Regions from separate parts of the Mus musculus genome. Here region 1 is linked to region 2. A link is a loop called in an ENCODE intact Hi-C map of the cell type or tissue named here. Cell type or tissue: left cerebral cortex. All regions are shown on one strand. Links, peaks and the distances in the headings refer to the core of each region. The heading gives the core; the rest is flanking DNA. Region 1 overlaps Sox8 (SRY (sex determining region Y)-box 8). Region 2 has its middle 11 kb from the start of Sstr5.

What was found. A loop is a pair of places that touch in the nucleus more often than their neighbours do. Peaks named below come from ENCODE experiments on the same cell type or tissue, not always from the same donor. Only the 100,000 strongest peaks of a DNase experiment are listed, where the experiment ranks them.
Region 1: a loop joins it to region 2, with 4 times the contacts of the local background. A loop is called at or near these places in 6 of 42 quality-filtered maps.

The regions. Positions count from the first base shown.
Region 1 is chr17:25,566,884-25,569,781 of GRCm38, forward strand. It overlaps Sox8 (SRY (sex determining region Y)-box 8), which reads right to left. Exons shown (of 3, transcript NM_011447.3): 2 at 1,945-2,177; 3 at 1-1,198. The coding sequence ends at 450. Among named protein-coding and RNA genes, the nearest start is that of Sox8, 2.4 kb to the right of the region's middle. In left cerebral cortex, for the core only: CTCF peaks have their summits at 1,092 (motif pointing right) and 1,298; DNase peaks (open chromatin) are centred at 577, 1,095, 1,531 and 2,217; H3K4me3 peaks cover 2,500 bases; H3K27ac peaks cover 2,415 bases.
Region 2 is chr17:25,506,436-25,509,333 of GRCm38, forward strand. No RefSeq gene overlaps it. Among named protein-coding and RNA genes, the nearest start is that of Sstr5, 11 kb to the left of the region's middle. In left cerebral cortex, for the core only: a CTCF peak has its summit at 1,553 (motif pointing left); a DNase peak (open chromatin) is centred at 1,556.

The sequences.
Region 1 (2,898 bases), core at 113-2,612, 60 kb after region 2:
CCGGGTTGGATGTATCCTCGAGCATCCACAGATGTCCTTTCATGCTTTCACCGTGGGAACAGCATCCATTGGTCCCAGGGAGGTCTTGGGTAGGCTGATAAGGACATGAAGCCCATTCTCTCCTTTGTCCTTAGGCATAACTATCTTCTTATCTACTGAGATGCAAAACTCGGGAGCTGGTGTACACTTATCCAAACCGGAGAGCAACGGAATGCCTGTTTTGGAAACCACCAGTCACCTCAGAGAAAGAAGAGGGGGAAAAGAGAGCTCTGTCCCCTGGCAGAAGTTTGGATATCCAGAAGCAAAGGGACACAGGATGACAAAGCCTGGCTTCCTGCACATTCAGCAGGCACTTGACGGAGTAAGGCCGTGCTGGCTGCCTCCAACCTCTACCGAGTACACTCCGGAAGAACTCAAAGATCTGGCTAGACTTCCTGGATGCAGCAGCCTCAGGGTCGGGTCAGGGTGGTGTACACAGGCTGGTCCCAGTTGCTGCTGGGGCTGTGTGCGGGTGGCATAGAGAGCCCATTGAGCAGTGGCGAGGCATAGGGCCGACGGGATGAATGGAAGTAAGGGTATTGGTAGAGGCTGGGAGGGTAGCCAGGGTAGGGGCTGTAGTAGTTGGAAGCCTGCAGGTCAGTGTAATCACACTGTGCGCTGGCGAAGGAGCTGGCAGCCGTGGCAGAGGCAGCTGTGGTGACGCTGGCCTGGGCACTGTAAGAGCCATAGTCAGCACGGCCAGGTGAGCCATGTGACTGGTCGTTGTAGTGGCTAGGACTCAGCTGCTCCGTCTTGATCTGTGGCCGAAGGGGTCCTGCCTCTGTGGGCGAAGCTGAAGCCGAGGGAGCTCCCTTGTGGGCCCACACAGGGGATGCCCCTATGCCGGTTGCCCCGGAGTGCGAGTAGGAAGCGCCTCCATAGGAGCCAGAGGCAGTGGCCTGGCTGGGCTCTGTGGGCAGGGCTGAGTGGCCATTGAGGGGCAAGTACTGGTCAAATTCATGGACATCGAAGGTATCCATGTTACTGATAACCTCGCTGCTGAGCTCGGAGATGTCCACATTGCTGAAGTCGATGTTCTGGCGCCCGCTGTCCACTAGGCGGCGCCCTTCCAGCCTTAGCTCTTGCTTGCTTCCATTGCTCGCCTGGTGCAGGTCCGTCTTGGGGGTAGTGGGTGGGGTGGGTGGCCCATGGGTCTGGCCTGAGGAAGAAAGTATATTGCAAGGATGAATGCTCCTTCTGTGGGACCAGGGTGGAGCTGGTGGGTGACACCAGGAACCCTGGTAACTGCCACAGGTACAAATCAACGGCTTTTTGTTTCCTTACCTTCCCAGAAATTCCTGCAAACTCAGACCTAGCCCTCACTTACTGGCTGAGAAAATTCCGTTTGGCACTGTGCTGTGGGAAGACCCAAGGCTCCTCCCTGAAGACCTGGGTGGGGGGATGGAAGGTGGCCAGCCGGCCCCACCAGAACTAGCATTAATGGGGCACTTTTGGAATGCTTGGCCCTGGGCACTGGACCAAGGCGAACCCACACAACCCCGTTCTTTCCCCACCACAGCCCAGTAAACGGAAGCTCACAGCCGGCCTGCCTCCAGCTTCACTTCGGCTGCTTAGCTGCTGGGACCCCACCCACCAGCCTGATTCTGAGGCTGGGGCTATTGACCCACGCTGTTGTTACTGTAGAGTGGAGGCAGATTGTGAGTAAGTCCCGGTGACGGTAGACATCTCCAGAGTGCTAGATGGAGCTAGGCAGCTCCCTCCTTTTGTACATAAGAAATAGCTACATCCAGAGGTTTTTTTTTTTTTTTTTTTTTTTTTTTTTTTACAAGGGATCGGGGAAGACCCAGCCCTCCTCAGACTGCCAACCATGGAGGGAAGACCTACCCACACTCCAGATCAGTCCTGCTATTGCCCGTCCCCCATGCTAAGGGTCCTGGAGCCCACCTGTGTGGTGGTCACTGTGATGGTGTGCCTCGCCGAGCACTGCATCAGCTTTGTACATGGGACCACCAGGGTGGTGGCCCAGTTCAGTACCAGAGTCTGAGTCGCTCCGGCCAGTCTTCACACTCTTCCTTCGCCTTGGCTGGTATTTGTAATCTGGGTGGTCTTTCTTGTGCTGCACACGGAGCCTCTCGGCCTCCTCCACAAACGGCCTCTTCTCGCTTTCACTCAGCAAGCTACAGAAAACACAGTAGAGCGAGGATGCCCACGGAGCTCCAGACTTGCCAAGGACCTAGGCAGCGCCAGCAAACACTGCTGCCTGCAGTCAGACAGTTGGAGCACAGGATAGGGTGCTGGAGAGCTCAGGATACCCTCCAAGGGGTAACCTGCCCTCCTGCTGAGAACTCCGACACCAGTGGGGCAGAGCCCAACAGTGTGGTCTAAGGACCAAGACCCCAATTCTCCATCTTTCCCGAAGTCCCCCTTTCCAGCACTATTTGCTCATCCAGTCACCCACCACTGCTACCACCGCCGCCGCTACCACCACCACCACCAATCTCTCTCAAGAAAGACAACAGGACCCAGTGAAAACTATACTTCGACAAAGGCAAGGAAGGCTTTCTGGAAACCAGCCATCCCAAGTTGCCAGGAGTGATGGAGAAACTCCGGGAGATTGTCCTCAGAGCACACACACACACACCCTGAGAATCTCTCGACCTTGAACCTCAACTTGCCGGCCAAGCTGAGAGGGCAAGACAACCTGGCTGTCCTGCTCAGCCCAGTATCACTACTACACACTGTTTCAAACTCGAATAGAGGCAGCTTGGGAGGTGGGACTGTGCAGCTGTCTTCAATAATGCCTGCCTTTCTCAGGCCAAAGTGCTCATTGAGCCTGTCACTTTCACCTGCTCTTTCCTTCCCCAATTCCAGGTTCCTGTGGCCTGGGAGCAGTACCTG
Region 2 (2,898 bases), core at 102-2,601:
TTGAAATGCTGTCTAAATGGCCTATGGGTGTGGCCAGATTGAAGGGTGTTGGGCAATAGGTCATTCGGCAGATGGCACAGGGCAGGGCTGGAGAGAGACTGAGACTGACCTTCTTGAGTGTTCCTGCTGGTGACATTTGCTAACTGGGCCTAGGATGACAAGGATGAGTGAAGAGCTAAACATGGAGAGGATTGGTGGCATCCAATGTCCTGCCCTGCTGCTCCATGAAATGCAGACAGGGGCTCCCCAGGCCCTTCAGGAGGACACAGGCTTGAGGCTCCCAGTGAGGACCCCTGAAGCAATAGAAAAGGAATGGACAGGCCCACCTGTCCCTTCCAGAAGTAGGAATCGGAAAGCAGAGCTCTGAAGGCTTCAGGGTGGGTGGGGGAGGGGAGGGGAGGACAGACACCCCCTCTTAGGGCTGAGCCTTGACCTCTGCTCCCTCTAAACCAAGCAGGTAAAGGGGAAATGTTTGAAGCCCTGTGAGCTCGGAGGCCTCTGCATGCATTCTCACTGCGACCCATGTCAGGTTGACATTGCGATAATCATCTGGAGAGACAAATTACAACATCAGGCAAGAACACATTTCAGGCTCTACCTGCTTGGGAGAGGGAGAATATGGGCTCTTCATCAGTCCTGCCTCCAGAGACTCTGCTTACCCTTCCCTGATTCTCCTCTCCTCCCCTCCCCTCCCCTCTCCTCTTCTCTCCTCTCCTCTCCCCTCCCCTCCCCTCCCCCCTCCTCTCCTCTCCTCTCCCCTCCCTTCCCTTCCCTTTGCCTCTCCTCACCTCACCTCCCCTCCCCTTTCCTCCTCTCCTCCCCTCCCCTCTTCTCTCCTCTCCTCCCTTCCCCCTCTTCTCTCCTCTCCCCTCCCCTCCCCTCCTCTCCTCTCCCCTCCCCTCCCCTCTCCTCCCCTCCCCTCCCCTCCCCTCTCCTCTCCTCTCCTCTCCCCTTCCCTTTGCCTCTCCTTCCCTTTGCCTCTCCTCCCCTCCCCTCCCCTCTCCTCTCCTCTCTCTCTTCTATTTTTGAGAATAGTCTCATGTGTTTCAGGCTGGTCTGTAACTCACGATGCAGCTAAAGATGGCCTTGACTTTGGATCCTTCCACTTCCACCTTCTGAGTACTGAGGTTACAGGTGTGTACCAGTATACCCAGTTCATTTAAGCCCTCCCTTCAGGTCCGTTTGCTGGGACTCCCATCTGCCTTAGATCCCAGACTGGGTAATACCTGAGTTCCTGTGCTCCCAGCCCTGAGCTCTTTTTAGACCCTAACTGGGCAGCAAAGCCAGTGATCTTGGAGGAAAGTAGGTAGAAGAGAGGGCCTCAGAAAAAAGTGCAGAACTTACTGCAGCAAGTAAGTTCTCCGCCTTCATTTAGAGAAATGAGCTCACAGTGGATGCTGCATCCTGACTCTCATAGCTTTCCACTGGCTCCCTCAGCAGCATCTGTCCTCTGTAGGTCAAGAGGGAGGATCAAGGTCTAGACCCCAACCTGGCCCACAGGTTCTACTGCAGAAGCCCCCACCAGCTGGCCTTTGGTGCCATCTTGTGGTCCTAGTGGTCAATGCATGCAGCTGTATTCAGGACAGTTCAGGGCCAGTCTGGTAAAAGACTCAGTCTGCACGGGTGAGCCAGATCACTTCCCTTCCGGGTCCTTCCTGAACCAGTTGAAGGGCACCAGCTTCCAGGCCGTAGGCTGGGGAGTGGTTTCTGGTCACTCAGCACCCCCACAACCCTCTCATGTGCCCTGAGCCTTGATGCCCTCAATAACATGTAACTCTTTCAGAAGGTCCCCGGGGCAATTGCCACAGGGCCGCATAAGACCTCCTCAGTCCTTTGGTGTGCCTTGAGAAGCCCCGTGGCTCTCCCAGGCAGGCCTGCACCTGAGATTCAGCCTTGGTTTCTCTGTGCTCATGGCAGGAGGGATAAGGGCTCCTCTGCACTCTCCTTGAGAATCCACCCCAGAGGTACTTCCTCGGGTTGGCTTTGGGGAAAGGCTAGCCTTGTACCTGTCTGAGCTTAGCTTCAAGGGCAGCCTGGTTCCTGAGCTGCCTGCCTGAGGGGTTACTAATACTTCTTTACTATTAGCCTCTCCCAGCAGCCTCCTTCCTCGATTTCCCTTTACTCTGCCATCACCTTGCAAGACCATGGCCCCACCTCAGGCCTTGATCTCATTGCCTTTGCTGTTTCTACCATGGTAGGGCAAACTGGAGCCATGAGAGGGGCCTGTCTGACTCAGGGTGTATTGGTCAGCCCCCAGGGCAAAGCCTGTCCTAAGCCCAGAAGTGTGACGCCACACACTTTGTCCCTGTGAGGACATTCTTGGGATGCTCTGCTTGCTCTCTAGAGTTGAGCATGGTGTTCCAGACCTTCTTAGCATGTATGCCTGTCTAGGTTCCCTCAGTGGGCTTTACAGACTTCTCAGACCTACTTCTGGGGACCCTACTCCAACCAGCCTTTTCTCTGCCCCTGTACCACCTAAGCACCCCTAAGCCTCCTCCCCAGTGAAGGCATGTTCAGAGTTACCTCTAACACTCCTGTGTGCTGTCTCCCCCAGGCTGACATCTAGGGTTCATTTGCTCATTGAGAACAGACCAACATTGGCCAGTGGGGGGCGCTCACACAGTTCATAAAAGCACATTGTACAGCAGCATGCAATGATCTTATCAGTCCCCAAGATGAGGGGTGGGATCCTCAACATGACGCCTACTGCCTTATAGGTAGGGTTTCCCATGTTGTGCATGAAATCCCCACCTCAGGCCTAGTCCCAGATCCTTAAGGAGACCTTGGCCTTGTTGACAAGCTGCCCACGGTGCCCGTTTGGGAATCTGAACCATGCCAGGCAGGGGACAGAGATCTTCTGCCTCTCTGTGTTCCATCCCTCTCTCTCCTGGCTCTGCT